2 separate regions of the Homo sapiens genome follow, and region 2 is linked to region 1. The links are chromatin loops, found by intact Hi-C in ENCODE. Cell type or tissue: B cell. All regions are shown on one strand. Each heading gives the region's core, and the rest is flanking DNA. Links, peaks and the distances in the headings are about the cores only.

The links. Peaks named below come from ENCODE experiments on the same cell type or tissue, not always from the same donor. Only the 100,000 strongest peaks of a DNase experiment are listed, where the experiment ranks them.
Region 2: a loop joins it to region 1, with 2.9 times the contacts of the local background. A loop is called at or near these places in 7 of 110 quality-filtered maps.

The regions. Positions count from the first base shown.
Region 1 is chr12:104,675,383-104,683,714 of GRCh38, reverse strand. All of the region lies in intron 2 of CHST11 (carbohydrate sulfotransferase 11), which reads right to left. Among named protein-coding and RNA genes, the nearest start is that of MIR3922, 88 kb to the right of the region's middle. In B cell, for the core only: a CTCF peak has its summit at 3,443; DNase peaks (open chromatin) are centred at 614 and 3,454; H3K4me3 peaks cover 845 bases; H3K27ac peaks cover 1,830 bases.
Region 2 is chr12:104,747,807-104,756,086 of GRCh38, reverse strand. All of the region lies in intron 2 of CHST11 (carbohydrate sulfotransferase 11), which reads right to left. Among named protein-coding and RNA genes, the nearest start is that of MIR3922, 160 kb to the right of the region's middle. RefSeq lists enhancers at 4,409-4,458, 4,448-5,025. In B cell, for the core only: no CTCF peak of the experiment used is centred there; DNase peaks (open chromatin) are centred at 4,286 and 5,836.

The DNA.
Region 1 (8,332 bases), core at 156-8,155:
ATGTCAAAGAAAAATGTTCAAAGCATGATTTTTAAAAATTTTCCTTTGCAGGTGGGTAATCTGGTGTCGGCAAATCAAAGATCTGCCCCATGAGAGTGATCAGTTCTGGGGTGGCTGAAAGGGGAATCTCATATCTTACTATTTCCTGGGAAAATCTATCCATATTTCTGAATACCATATTTCAACCCCACAAAGTTGCTCCCAACCACTACAGGAAAATTGTTCAGTGTAGCCACAGCTGGATTTAGACCTTTAGAGGTCTGAAACCCTAACAAAACCATAGGGCCACCTCCAAAATGTGATTCGAAGTGAAAATAAGGTGAAACCATAAAGTAAGTATAAGCCCGGCCTCATTTCTTACTGGTCCTATGATGACTACATTGATGATTTTTATAAATATAAATGATTTCTCTTTCCCTCTCTCTCTGTTTTGGGGTGGGGAGCTAGCATGTGTCCAGCTTTGCTGAAGCCTCTGCCTTAGTTTTGTCTGACTGCTGGGTTGTCTCGCACTGAGCAGGTGGATACTGGGCCTGAAAGTGTCAAACCCTGCTCATTGGTGACATTCTCCCCCTGCCCAATCATACTCCATTCCACCTCCTGCTCAAGACCCCGCCCCCTTTTGCCATTTCAACACTTTCTTCCTTCCTGCAAAGGTTAGTTTCCCTTTTGAGGTTTGTACATCTTTTAAAGTGGCTTCACTTTTGTCTTTGAATGCATAACACTCCCGTGAAGATAAGTACAGTTTACCCCTATTAGACAAGTCTGGAGAAGAAGGACAGAGAGTCAGGTGGGGCTGGACACAGGGTTGGTACTTGGTGATCGGTGGCTACGGTTACGGTAGCTGGCTCATTAAGGCCAGGAGCAGTGTTGAAATCTGGAACCTGATTCTCAGTGCTTTCTGCCGGGCTATGCTGCTGTCACTGGGATTGAACATCGGTTGCCATGGGGCAGAATTTATTTCCCAATGAGGTGGCTTCACAGGAGAAACACATCATACAGGTGAAATCCTAATGCCATATGGAGGATACCATTGCTATCTCTAGTCTGTCTCAGATTCTCCCAATGTCAGTTTGGTGAAAAACAAGACCATAAACACCAGAGAGATGAAATCTTTCACTACCAAGATCCAGGCCAAGACATTACAGGTGTTACCAAAACTGGGGTAACCAGGAGTCAACTGATATCAATGATCCACTTGTGTCCGATGGCCAGGGAGGGTTTGCTTGTCACCAAGGACACAACTAAAATACAACCATAACAAATGCTGCTGCTGTTTCTTCAGGCAGGTCAAAGCTTATAGAATATTACTGATCTTTTCTTTTGTGTGCTGCTGCCTCTACTCAGTTTGTGGCGGTTGGCCAGACAGATGAACACTTTTATTCCTCAACGGCATGCTCAGATGCAACCTCCTTTAGAAAACTTTCCTGATACTCTTGTTCCCTCACTTTGTCCCTCCCTGATGGAATTTGCTGTTCCCAGTGCTGTACAACATATATACTTCCAGTAGAGCCCAATCCCACATTATATTATTTCGGCATTTGTCAAAATATTATGCCAGTGTCTTTTTTAAAAAACCAAAACAGGCCAGGCGCGGTGGCTCACGCCTGTAATCCCAGCACTTTGGGAGGCCGAGGCAGGTGGAACACGAGGTCAGGAGATCGAGACCATCTTGGCTAAAACGGTGAAACCCCGTCTCTACTAAAGATACAAAAAAAAATTAGCCGGGTGTGGTGGCGGGTGCCTGTAGTCCCATCTACTCGGGAGGCTGAGGCAGGAGAATGGCGTGAACCTGGGAGGCAGAGCTCGCAGGGAGCCGAGATCGCACCACTGCACTCCAGCCTGGGCGACAGAGCGAGACTCCATCTCAAAAAAAAAAAAAAAAAAAAAAAGCAAAACAGACAAAAAGAAAAAAGAGGTATATGAGTGTTTCTAGACCTATCAGACTGAAAAACAGACTTCAATTGTCTCCCAAGTAGCAACTGGGACTACGGGTGCATGCTACCACACCTGGCTAATTTTATTTTTTTCTGTAGAGAAGGGGTTTTGCCATGTTGCCCAGGCTTAGCATGTCATTTTAAACTTTGTATTATTTCTGAAAGTAATGAAACTATATCTCTTTTTTAAAAAGCAGCTTGAGATATAATTTATGTACCATAAAATTCATCCATTTAAAATGCACGATTTAGTGGTTTTTCATGTATTTACAGAGTTGTGCAATCATCGCTGTAACCTAATTTTAGAATATATTTATCACCCCCAAAAGATTCTGTCTATGCCCTTTCTAAGCCCTATGCAACCACTAATCTAGTTTCTGTCTCTATAGATTTATCCATTCTGGAACTTTCACATTAATAGAATCATATCATATGCGGTCTTTTGTGAGTAATTTCTTTCACTTAGCATAATGTTTTTGAGGTTCATCCATGTAGCATGTATCAGTACTGCATTCCTTTTTATTGATGATCTATTTCTATGTATCCTATCATTTAGATGGTAATGCATGAAGTTACTCATTACAAAGTCATTAGACAGCCCAGCTGTACTCACTGCCACCCAGTGATGTGTTACTAGAGAAGTGTTGTACCTTTCCTTCCAGGTACTCCACAACAGGCTGGTAAGAGACTGCAAGAAGAGAGAACCTTTAAACTGATCAAGCACTTGCCTTGCACTAGATGTCTTCATTTATTATCTCAATTCATCCTCACAACAACCCTTTGAAGTAGATATTATTATCCCCAGTGTTATTGAGGTCCAGAGACTTTAAGAGACTTGTCCAAGACCACACAGCCATTAAGTGGCAAGACTGAGATTCAAACCTAAGATCTGTCTGCCCCTAACATCTATGCCTTCTTCACCTGAACCCTTCACTCACAGCAGGAACAGGGGGGCGGGGCACTCAAAGATGTGGGCCCAGCTAGTCAAGCTTTGCTTGCACGTGAGAACCCGGGGGAGTGTGGTATAAGTTAAAAGTCAGGGTGACCTGATGATTTCAAACGTGGTTTGGGTGGGCACATACCAGAGGAGGAGGGATTGAGAGGAACTGACTTTACTGAGTGCACAGCATTTCCTTCCCACATGGAGCAGGTGCAGGAGCTGAATCACTGACCCAATAAGCAGAAATAAACCCTCGAATGACAGGACACCAGTGGGAGGCTCCACACTTCTGCACTTCTGCCCAGTAGGCAAAAGCAATGGTGCTTCCTAGCAGAACATCCTTACTTCTGTGGTCTGACCAGGCCCCGCAGATTGGCCCCTGTGTGCCTGCCTGGCCACATGTCCGTCCCCATCCCCACATTCATCAGGGTTTCCTTGCACAGCCTTTGTGTTTGCTTCTTCCAGCCACCAGGCTTGCATCTGCTGTGGTGCCCTTGCACTTGCTCTTCTCTCTGCCTCAGTATGTCCCTGAGATGTCCCCATGGCATTTGCATGTCACTCCAGTGTTGAGAGGCAAGAGCGTGGCTTAAGAGCAACACCCACTGGCTCACTCATGCTATTACTACCTTGTATCTTCTTATATATCTATTTGCTATCACCTGCGTCCTCTCAACCAGAAAGTATGCCCCTTGAGAACAAGGATTACACAGCCTTATGCACTGCTGTATCCCTGGGGCCTAGCCCAAAACCCCTGCACACAGCAGGAGTCCAGTTGATGCTTGGTGAGTCGATGAATGCTCAGAGGTTCAAGTCACTCTAAAGAAAGCAGACCAGTTGGTGGGGCTTTGCAAATTATAAGGTGGTCCAGCAGATAACCCTGATTCCTGGGGCAGTAAAAAAACAAACCAACAACAAAAACAAACCAGAGGGGTTTTGTTGTGGGGAGGCCTCTTCCTCTGGACAGTCAGGGCCGCCACCCTTTGACAAGAGTCAGAGATGCTGTGAGGAGCCTGCCATGATTCTGGCAGCCCTGTGGGGAGCTAATTAGGATTTTCCATGGGGCGGGGCTCCATTGCGTCTTTCTCTGTGCTCTACCATGAATTACACATGGCAGTTTCCAAAAGGGAAAGAAAGATGCCTGCTCTCTGCAGGGCAGGTGATAGTGCTGGCTGTCCCTGCAGCTGGGGCTCGGCGGCCCCAGTATGTTCAGGCCACAAATCCCACTCAAAATCCACACAGGCCTGGCCCCCCTCACCAGCTGCTGGGGTCTCATCAGCAAATGACTTCGCATGAGGGCTCTCTCCATTCCCAACTCTTCCTTCTCAAACCACACACGGGGCGGAGGTCAAAGAAGAAGATCTGACTCCAGAGTTCTGCTCAAGGGAGACTGCGGCTCAGGGGGATATGGAGCAGGACGCGGAGGCTCCGGGGCCTGAATTGGTTCCAGGCCTCGGTGGGTACCCTCCCAACGGGTTTACAGACAAACGTATATGCCCTCGGTCTCCCTTCGCCTCTCTCCTGGCCGGTGGGGGCTGTAAACTGTGGAGAAGGCATTTGGGGTCCTGAAGTCCTCACTGCTAAATTCTACTTCCCTCAGATAGCACTGGCTTCTGGAAATGGAACTTTCTGGGTTGGAATCTTGACTTGATCATTTACTAGCCAGGTGACCTTGGACTGAATCTCTCTAAATTCCAGTTTCCTCATCTGAGTACTACGAAGATAGGAACATCCACCCTCACAGGTCGGTTGGTGGCCTTTCCTCCTCCTTCATTCAGCTAATGTCTACTGAGTACCAACGACATCATGGGTGCCCTCTTACGAGCTGGTTTTGTCTGGAGAATCTCAGGAGAGATAAAAATAGCGGCGAGACTGTGTGAGCTAGAGCGGGAGAAATTAAAATAACCCTAAGACTGTGTGAGCTAGAGTACGTGACTTTACCTCTCAGTCTGTTTCACAAACTGAATGAAATGGGGTCAATGCCACACTCCTGAGGACTGTTTTGAGTATTTAATTCCAAACGTAACCGAGAGCCTGACGCACAGTAGATGCTCAATTAATGCTCATTGTCACTCTCTGAAAATATAAAATGTGGTTTTTATCTCCCCCACCGTGAAGAAAAATAAAAACCTTGTCCTTTCATTCCTTGGCAGCCTTAACAAGCATGAAGAAATAGGGTGTTTTGTTATGCAGAATTACTGTAGCAACGGATAACTGATACAATTGCTGAATCAATTCAGTAATACCTCCAGTATACCTGAATAGTCTAATTCATTTGATGTTTTTCATTTATTAAACTATGCCTCCATTTCCTCATCTGTAAAATGGATTAGTTGAGAAGACTAAATGAATTAAATCATGCAAAACATTTAGAACAGGATGTGGCCCATAATAAGCGCAGCATGTTAGCAAGTATTTTCATAAATGCCCTTCATTTGTTAGGCAATGTCTCACTCTGGGGTTATGGCAGTCAATAAGAGCCAATGTCCCTGTTCCCCTAGAAGTTCCATTCCAGAGGTGGTGAGAGAGACACCAGACAAATAAGGTGTTTTCTTTCAGTGAATGGAAATGTTGGGGAAGGATATACCTTTCTAGGCAAACCTTTACAATATGTTATTAGAACATTTTTCTTTCTCCATTGGGCCCTAAGATAGGCCAATAGAGATATCCAGCAATAAAAGTTAAATGTAAGGTTAAATTCTAGAGGTGATGAGAGAGACACCAGACAAATTAATGAGCAAGATCACTTCTGATGGTGACAAGTGCTATGAAGACAATAAAACAAGGCAATGCAAGAAGCAGTGCCTGGAAGGTTGGAGAAGGCCTCTCAAAGGAGGTGATATTTCATCTGAGACTTGATGAGAAGGCACCAACCACAGAAAGATCTCAGGGAAGTATGTTCCAGGAGTGGGAACAGCAAATATGCAAGTCCTTTGGTGGAACCTGTTTGACATGTTTGAGGAATGTGGGCCAAGAGGCTGGAACAGCAACTGAGGGACAGGGTGATATGAGGTGGGGCTGGAAGGCAAGCAGGGCCCCTTGGAAACAGAATCATCTAGCCCTCTGCCATTGAATCTCTAACCGCCCGTCTTGGCAACATGGTACCCAAGGAGGAGGGGAAGCTGTGCGCAGCTATGCGCCACATTTGAACTTCCGTGAATCTGCAAATGGACCAAATTTCCCTACCTCTCTCTCTCTGCTCTATTCCCCCCAAATTCCTAGTGGTTTCTCCCACTTTCAAATGGACACCCTGAAGGAGAAACATCACATGACCTGTGAAAGGCTGATCAAACAGAGTTGCTATTTAGGCTCTAGGCTCCAATAGGGGCTATAAATATCTTGGGCCTCTTTTAATATAAATGCTGTCACAAAAGACTGCCTTGATCTGCAGCATTCACAAGAAAATACTGTTTGACAAGCTAATCTCCACTCACCTTCCCCTTCTGTTCCTCGCCCATCCTCTGGTCAGCTGAATAACCCTTTTGTTCCTAACTGAGTCCAGTTCTAGCTAGTTAGAACCAGGTTTTGTTGTTTTTCTGCTTTTTGGAGGCCATGGGGACCCCTCGACCTGCATGCTAAGACTTTTGTTCCCTCTGACCAGGCCAAGACACTGGGCTCTGTTTGTTATTACAGGAACATTAAAAATAATTGAAAAGTAATCATTGCGAGAATAATGGCTCCCATTTTTGAGAGCCAATTAGGACCAGGCACTTTCCACACATTACTTCATTTTGTGCTCTCAACAGTCACGCAAAACTGGTACTGAAAACTCTATTCTTCAGATGAGGAAAGGAGGAAATGGGGCAGGGTCGGGAGAAGGTTGGAGAAGGGCGAAGAAATGAAATGTCTGCTTAGCCTAGGCTCACAGGCTAGTAAGGGCAGGGGCTGGGATGGGGCCCACACCACACAGCCCCTATAGAAACAAGAATGTGCCAGCACCCTGGCACGATGAGAATGGCCATCTGTGCTAGGCAGAATGACACGCCCAAAAGGCCGCATCCTAATCCCTGGAACCTGTGAATGTGACCTTCCATGGCAAAAGGAGAATTTGCAGCTGCGGTAGAGTGAAGGGTCTTGAGGTGGGAAGGTTATCCTGGATTTCCCAAGTGAGCTGCAGCTTCCTTAGGAAAGGAGGCAGGGAGGCCGGGTGCAGTGGCTCATGCCTGTAATCCCAACACTTTGGGAGGCCGATCACAAGGTCAGGAGATCGAGACCATCCTGGCCAACATGGGGAAACCCCATCTCTACTAAAAATACAAAAATTAGCCAGGCGTGGTGGCACATGTCTGCAGTCCCGGCTACTTGGGAGGCTGGGGCAGAATAATCCCTTGAACCCGGGAGGCGGAGGTTGCAGTGAGCCGAGATTGCGCCACTGCACTCCAGCCTGGTGACAGAGCGAGACTCTGTCTCAAAAGAAAAGGAGGCAGTGACTCGGAGTCAGAAAAGATGTGACAATGGAAGCAGAGTTGAGGAGATGCGGCCATGAGCCAAAAAATTCAGAAGGCATCTAATAGCTAAAAAAGGCAAGGGACAGATTCTCCACTGGAACCTCTGGAAGGAACTCATTTCTGCGGACACCTTGATTCTTGCCCCAGGAGACCCATTTCAGACTCCTGACCTCCAGAACAGTAAAATAACACATTTATATTGTTTCAGCCTCTACTTTGTAGCATTTTGTTACAGCAGCAATTGGAAACCAATACGGTGCCCTAACTGCAGGCTGATCTCTTGCTCAAATGAGATACATGACTCAAAAATCAAAACAATATAAAAAGATGATCATTGAACAGGTCTTTCCTATGCAGACAGAATTATAGGAGTTGACCAGTCGAGGCATGCGGGGATGTAGCTTGTGAACCTTGGCTCTGGAGTCAGACCTGGATTTTAGCCTACACCTCCTGACCACAGCACACGTGACCCTGAGTAAGCCCCCACCTTCTCCGAGCACAAATTCCTCATCCACAAAACAGGGGTGTACCTCTGTCAGAGTCCTTGAAGGAATCAACAGCAATTAATGGAACTGAGTGCTTACAGCCTGACAGCATGCTGTGGACTTTTTGCATGTATGTATCATCTAAGCCTCAAAACAACCCTGTAAGAATGGCAATGTTATTAATCCCATTCCACAGGAGAGGAAACTGAGGCACAGGGAAGTAATTTGCTTAAGTACGTGGTTTAGGACCAGGAATCTGACTCCAGAGTGAGTGGTTCTTCAACCCCTGGATTGAATAAAGTCCAAACAAAGCACTTGGCACTGAGTAAGCACTCGGCTCATAACAGCGGTTGTTAGTTCGGTTCATTCATTCATTCATTTATTTCTTATGGCCTCAGTTAATTGGATCCTGTGAACAGGAGATAGTAATACACCCTACTCACATTACATAGCTAAGAGAAAATAAGAAAAATGAATATTGGAAAGTTATGAGTCTGTATCACCCAGGGGGAAAAAGGCAAATCTACG
Region 2 (8,280 bases), core at 281-8,280, 72 kb before region 1:
GCTATGGAATAGTTGCTCTGGAGCTACAGATGAGGTGGTGTCTTGGTTGCCTCCTTGCCCCAGGAACCAAGCCCCCATTCATACACTGGCCTTTTGGGGTTCTCCATAGCCCAATGCCAACCTACTTTTCCAGCCTGATTCCTACTCCTCACCCTTTCATAACCGGAGGGGGGGGTCCCGAGAAACCAATGATTCACTCTTTCCTCTTTGCCGCAAGCGTTCCTTAGGCTGGGCCCATCTGGGATTCTCCCCTCTCAATCTCTGCTGGTATAAACTTGACAATTCTTTTCTTTTCTTTTTTTTTCCAGAGTCTTACTCTGTTGCCCAGGCTGGAATGCAGTGGCGCGATCTCAGCTCACTGCAACCTCCGCCTCCAGAGTTCAAGCAATTCTCCTGCCTCAGCCCCCCGAGTAGCTGGGATTACAGGCACGCATCACCATGCCCTGCTGATTTTTGTATTTTTAGTAGAGACGGGGTTTCACTACGTTGGTCAGGCTGGTCTCAAACTCCTGACCTCAGGTGATTGGCCAGCCTCAGTCTCCCAAAGTGCTGAGACTGCAGGGGTGAGCCACTGTGCCTGGCCCCAAACTTGACAATTCTTCATGGCCCCACACACTCCCCTGCCACACAAGTGGAATAACCATTCCCTCCACTGAACACCCACAACACTGAGTGTGCTTCATAGCACAACCCTCCTGTCTAGTTCATTCTTGGTTTTCTCAACTCCTGTGGCCACTCACTTCACAGGGACTCGGAGCCCCAGAGTCACCGCCTCCTCCAGGCCAGACTGTGGGTGGCTTTGAGTCCTGAGAATGCAGCTGTATCCGTGAAATCCTCCAGTCACCTGGACAGCCAAGTCAGTAGAGCCTAGGACTTGAGTGCAACCCAAGTATCTGCCCCTGCTCCTCCAACTTTGAACCTCAATCTGCACAATTTTTACTAAAAGGTGCACAGGGCCATTGGGATGGGCCTAAAGTAGGGCCACTGATGAGTTTGCTGGGGAACTGAGGGGCATCATGGTAGCCACCAGGGAGAAGCCATTGCACCCTGCATTAAGCTCCATGTCCATCTCCTCTCATGGTCCCCAGGACAAAGGATGGTGATGGTCACCATGACAACAGCAGACAGTATGACTAAGGAGCTACTCTGTAGGAGGCACCTTCACAGGTGATTTAAATACATTATGTTTAATCTTCCCAGCAACACGCTGAACTATAACATGCCATCGCCACTAAAAATTTTTATACCCAAGGGAGGAAGCAAACCAAGACAGAGTACCAACACTTTGCAAGGTCTATGTGTGAAGAGTATGGTGATTCTCTCACTGCTTTAGCCTCACAAATAACTGGTGGAAATCTGGAAAGAGTTGCTAGTATCCCCCGATGTGCATTCCCCTTTGCAGTCTGACACTGACACTCCTCCCATCAAGAAGCAGAGACTCTATTTCTCCAGTTCTTTGAATGGGGGCTGGCTGTGACTTGCTCTGATGAGTAGAATGAGGTAGAAGCAACGATGAACACGTTCTGAAGCCTATTAGGAAGCCCTGCAGTTCCTAGCCTTCACGCTGTTGGAACGCTGCCCTGAGACAGTCATGCTATGGAAAGACCTGTCCAGCCTCCTGGAGGATGAAGACTGGGGCACTGCAGACCAGCACCAACTGCCAGCCATCCACGGACCACAGTGATGTGAATGATCCCAGGTGAGACCAGCAGACCTGCCCGATTACCTACCCACAGAGCTGTGGCAGGTGACATATCAGTGCTGTGTTAAGCCACTAAGTTTTGGGGTGATTTGTTGCCCAGCAATAAATAACTGCAACAGGAGAGCTGAAAAACAGGAGAGCTGAGGGTCCTAGCCGGGATACGATGCTGAGACCCTCAGCCAGATTCCAGAGAAGCAAGGGCACCATATATATATTTTCGGGTTCCACTTGGTAAAACCAGCTTGGCCTGGAGTTTCCCAGCTTGGAAATAACTGGCAAATTACCGACCTCTGGTTATTCACAGACCAAATGCCACCACTCAACAAATTTATCCCCACTATAAAGGGCAGAGCAATAATCTATATGTGCAAAGAGGCCTGGGCTACTGAACCACGGATCCAGTTTGCATGTTATTATGACCCAAATATGGGGCCTGGGCCTTTCTTGGCCTTTGTTTCCTTGCCTATGCAAAGGAGATCCTCACTCCGATGCCTTGTTAGGCTGGTGTGAGGACTATAAGGTGTGTACTCCGTGGCCTGAACACAGTAGATACGCAATCAGTATTATTTCTTCCTTTCCTCCCTCTCTAGGCTGCCCCTGCCTTGCCTGTAGAAAGAGGCAGTTAGATTAGCTGACTGCCGGGGTCTTGGCCACCTTTAATGTTGGGTAGAGCCCAGTTTCTTCCAGGGTAGCCAACTGGTGGCCATGTATTCTTTTCTGGGTCCCACAGAGAATCTTCCAGAATATTCTTCCTTAGTGCCTGGGTATTGTTTTGTCTTGCTGAGATTTTGCCACAAAGGCTCAATGCCCAGTGGTCATGGGTCCCCATCAATCCAAATCTCCAGTGATGCTATTTTTTAGTTCTCCAAGTATAAGTGACACTAGGCATATGCCAAGAAATATCAAAAGCAAGCTGCAGAATTTTCTAATTTTCCCTCCTGCACAGTATATATCAGGATGATGATGACACCTAACACTGACTGGGTGAGTGCTCGTTGTGAGCCAGGTAATGCTCTTCATGCTTCACACTGACTAACTTCTTTAATGCAATCAGTAATAACGGAGATTATTAGGATCTCCATTTTACAGCTGAGGATCCGTCAGACGCACCAACACATGAATGAGAACGTGGAAAACGATTTGTGGAGCACTCCTTGTTCACTACCTTGAGGAGATTCTCCCAACATTTGTAAAGCTGTGGTGGTCTCGGCATTGCCTTCTGTCAACGAGGAAACAGGCTGAGACAGGCAAAGTGACTGCCCAAGGTGCCTCCTTCTAAGAGAAGCAGAACTGTGACTTGAGCCAGAGTGTGTGACTCAGATCTATGCTTGTCACACCATTCTGGCATGAAGTGTCTGCCTTATCAAATAGAGGTACCACAGAGCAGGAACTTTGTCTTTCCATAGCGATATCCCCGGTGCTTGCAAAAGTGCCAGCCCCATAGGAGATGCTCCATAAGTGTTGGTTGAGTGAATGAATGAATGAATGGCTTAATAATCTCTGTAGGGATACTTGATCTGTAAGCAGGAAGACCCCTCTAGTTAAAGAAATTTCTAGGCCAGGCGTGGTGGCTCAGGCCTGTAATCCCAGCACTTTGGGAGGCAGCAGCGGGCTAATTACTTGAGGTCAGGAGTGTGAGACCACCCTGGCCAACATGGCGAAACCCCATTTGTACTAAAAATACAAAAAATTAGCTGGGCGTGGTGGCGGGTGCCTGTGATCCCAGCTACTCGGGAGGCTGAGGCAGGAGAATTGCTAGAACTCAGGAGGCGGAGGTTGCAATGAGCCGCGATCGCGGCACTGCACTCCAGCCTGGGCGACAGAGTGAGACTCTGTCTCAAAAATACATAAATAAATAAATAAATAAATAAATAAATAAGTAAATAAATTTCCCAATTGTTTGTTGATTATCATAAAGTTCTTTCATAGAGCTGTACTGTGACAAATAATGTCCCTCCCAAATTCATGTCCACCCAGAACCTCAGAATGTGATTTGATATGGAAATAGGGTTTTTGCAGGTGTAATTAGTTAAGATGAGATGATACTGGATTAGGGTGGGCCCTGACCCAATGGGTGGTGTCCTTATAAGAAGAGAAAGCAGAGACACAGAGACACGCAGGGAGAATGCCACGTGAGGACAGAGTCGGAGACTGCAATGATGTGTCTCCAGGCCAAAAAATGCCAAGGACTGCCGGCCACCACCAGCAGCTGGGAAGAGGCAAGGAAGGATCCATTCCTCTGGAGCCTTCAGAGAGAGCATGCCCTGCCAACAGCTTGATTTCAGACTTCTGGCTTCCAGGACTGTGAGAGAATACATTTCCTTAGTTTTAAGCCACTCAGTTTGTGGTAATTTGTTATGATGGCCTCAGGAACCTAAAAGAGGAGGTCAATCATTCAAGTGATAACTTTGAGCAAGTTGGTACTAAACTATAAGTTTAAAGAGAAGATAACATCATATAAGAGGCTATTTTATATAGAAGAATAAGGACAGTGTATTAGGGTACTTGTAAAGTACAGTGAAGATAAGATTTGAAATAAGAAGGTCTGGGCTTGATCCTGGGCAAGAGCCTTACCCTTCTGAGTCTCAGTTCCTCTATTTGCAAAATGGGGATAGTACCACCTACCCCGCAGGGGTGGTGACTACAGCAAATAAGGTACATTTCAGCATTCAGTAAATAAGATCAACTCTAGTACAGGATTTGGACAAGGTATGGCACAAAACAGGTAGTTAATACGTAGGCATTCTTTTATCAAAGAAGAAAAAAGAAATCTGAAAAAGAACGCCTGGATAGGAATCTCAAAGACAAATTTCACCAGCTCTGTAATTTTGTTGCAGGTCAGCCCTAGGTCACTGGATTCAATTAATAATTATTTTGAATAGGAAAACTCTGACCTTTGCAATTCATGACTTCTTAGCCGATGTATTCATCACCCTAAGAGAAGCATTCATGGGCCTCTTGGGCTATTGAACAATGCCATTAAACAAAACCAAACCTGTGTTTAAAGGAAATGAAAGGACTAGGAAGGAAACAGGGCCCATCAATTCTGCCATTTGAATCACTAAGGACAATTCTGAAGGCAATAAGTTACTAAGATGAGCAGAGAAATAAGGGGATCTCCCCCTCATCACCCTCCCAACCTCTTTTGAGCTGGAGACAATTTTCTGGCCACCTGAATCCCCAGGGAGGTAGCATGCCAGTTAATACTGCATTCAGGACCACAAAGGCAGGAAAAATGGAAATGACACCAGCATATCATTTTACATTCAGTTGCAGAGGCGGAAAATAACTCAGTGGGGCTTTTAAACCTGGTATTTGAGGTTTCTTTCCCCTCCATTTCCTTCTTCTCCACAGCAGTTTAAGGGGCAAATGGTGCACCTGCCACAACAAGGCACACACAGTTTCCCCTCAGGAAGACTCTGGGGTAGGGGTCAAGAGAATGCTTCTCAAATCCAAGAGAGAAATTCACCTGGGCCTCTACTATTAATGTTTTTAAAAATACATTTTAATTGGTTTTTATAATTTTTTAATTTTAAAATAATTTCAGGTGACAGTAAGCACCTTGTCTCAAAAAATAAAAATATTTTCAGACTAGTGTTGATTTAAATTATTAAAAATAAAATGGTACTAAAATGTGCACAAGCCAGGCACGGTGGCTCACATCTGTAATCCCAACATTTAGGGAGGCTGAGGCGAGTGGATCACCTGAGGTCAGGAGTTCGAGACCAGCCTGGCCAACATGGTGAAACCCTGTCTCTACTAAAAATGCAAAAATTAGCCGGGCATGGTGGCAGACACCTGTACTCCCAGCTACTGGGGAGGCTGAGGCAGGGGAAAATCACTTGAACCCGGGAGGCAGAGGTTGCAGTGAGCCAAGATTGCACCATTGCACTCCGGCCTGGGTGACAGAGCGAGACTCAGTCTCAACAAAAAAAAAAAAAAAAAAAAAAAAAAAAGTGCAGAAATATAAAACCAGGTACACAACTACAAGTTCAAAACAAACATAAACATTCAAATGCACAACATTAACATGAGGGGTGATGTTTTACTGGAACTAAAGCCCTGCCTGAAACCACGCAGATGCTTGCTCACTGCTGTGGGTCAGGGTGTTTGGAGTAGAGCTTCCCTTTCTGTGCTGCATGAGGACTCGGTTTCCTTACCACTTCCTCATTCCTAGTTACTGTGAAACTCGGCACGCTGGAATCTCATTTGACCTTTACTTGGTAAAAGCTCATCATGTATATATTTTCCTTTTCTGCTCATTTCCAATTAGCCCAAGACAATAAAAATGGAGCTACACGGAACCACCAAGAACATCAATGAACACAGGCACCACGACTTCATATGGCAGAACTAGGTTATCCGGGGCAGACCTGATGATCCAGAAATGGATAATCATTTTTCAAAAGATTATCACCAAAATAAAAACACTCAATCAATAAAGTTCTTCTATGGAACTCTAGACTCCTGGGGGTTCTATCTGTGGACTTCTTGAACCTTGGTTTATGAAACCTGGAGTAAGGACAGCCCTGGACAGGCCAGACGGAAGAGAGGAATTCTTTGCCACCATGTCAAAATGGGGCAGGAGAGATTTCTGATGACAGCCTGGCTCCACCAGGGCTCAGAAGAGCTTTTGTAACTGTCATAACCCCTCAGCAACTAACACGTTCCCTGAGCACAGTTCCGGAACTACTGATGGGACCAACAGCTCTGGGGACATCAGGAAGACAAGAGAGTGAAGAAGACTCACTCATTAATGAAGAAAAACCCGTTCCCTCATAGTAAAAGAGAATGCCCAAATTTTCCAACCAAGTTTGATCAATTTTACAAAGAAAGGACTTGTTGATCTGACAATTATCTGAGCTGTGAGATCAATGTCTTTCTTCTTACATTCCCTTTCTCTCCCCTCTTCTTGTTTGCTTTCTCAAAAGGTTTTGAAGAGACCATAACAAAGGACATATGTGCAGTATGAAATAAAAATAGAAAAAAAATATTCTATGAGGGCTGGGATTTAGAATCTCAATTGGCTGTGGGCTTCCTAGCAGCAAGGACAAAAGGGGAAATATGATTAAATCTTCTTGCTCTAGTTATCAGAAAAGAGAAACATTCCAGTTGTTTGGAGAGGAACATGCACAAGATTTCAAAGGACTCGGAAAATTCAGTGCAGGAGGGAGATTCTTGGATTCAGTTTGCCTGTGTTGGGGTATTTGGAGGGTTGCTTTCTTCAGCTGACTGAATAATGCCACGATTCACTTCCACCTAAGGTCAACAGAAAGCTTCCTCATGTATGGAACACTTTCACACATACCACATCCCATTTAAGGAACCCGTTGGGACTCTTCCAGAGGCTGCAGAGCCTACTAAAAGAAAGTTTATATTTAGCCGACCAGTCCCTACTCCAACCATGCGTCATTCTCTCCTGGGCTGGCTACCCCTGAGTACTAATCATACTTCATGCCAGTGGTTCTCAAACTTGAGCCTACATGAACGTTATTACCTGGAGGGCTTGTGAGAACACAGCTTGCTGGGTTCTCCTCCCAGAATTTCTGACTCAGCAGGTCTGACAGGCCTGAGAACCTGCATTTCTAGCAAGCCCCCAAAGTGTTTGGGCCGCCATAATAAATACCACAGACCAGGTGGCTTAAACGACAGAGATTTATTTTTTCACAGTTCTGGAGGCTGGGATTTAAAGACTAAGGTGCCGGGTGGGGCTGGTGTTCCCTGAGGCTTCTCTCTTTGGCCTGTAGATGTGCCTTGCTTGCTGCCTTCTCACACGGCCATCTCTCCCCCGACTCCACTCCCCAGGTGTCTCTTCCTCTTAATCTCCCCCCTCCCCCCTCCAGCCCCCACCGGGCATGCGCTCCAGGTGTCTCTGCCTCTAATAAGGACACCAGTCAGACTGGATCAGGGCCCCACTCAAAAGTCCTCATTTTCCCTCAATCCCCCATTTAACAGTCCTTTCTCCAAATACAGTCACCTCTGGAAGTCCTGGGTGTTGAGAATTCAACGTATGAATTTGGGAGGGACACAATTCGACCCCTATAACACCAGGAGATGCTGATGCCGCTGGACTAGGAACCAAACTTTGAGAACCACAGCTTTATACTATTTGGAAATGACTGTAATCTAATGTCTTTCACCAATTCACAGCTATACTTAATTACAAAACACAGAACCCAGGTTCGCCATCTGCTGCCGACAGACTCCTAGATCCACCCCCAGCCCCAGCCTCCAACTCCCTTCATCTCGCTTTGATCTCTCAAAAGTATAAATTAGGTCAGAGGAGGGCTGATTCTAGGAAACCGTGAACATGGCTCCGGGCTCTGGGCTGTGTCCTGCATTCTCGTTTAGATGTCTATTTTTAATTTGGACATTTATAAAAGGCAACCATAATTAGTTTAAGTAACAAATTTAGGGACTGTTTGAAAAAGTCTTTAAAATTTTACTACGTTTCATCTTAAAAGGAAGAGCTGGTTTCCCTTAAATTAAAACATTACTGCAGCGTTTGCAATTTCCCTCAGACACAAGAACCCAAACAGGAGGAAGAGAGGTCGCCCCCTTTGACTGTCTCGGGGTGG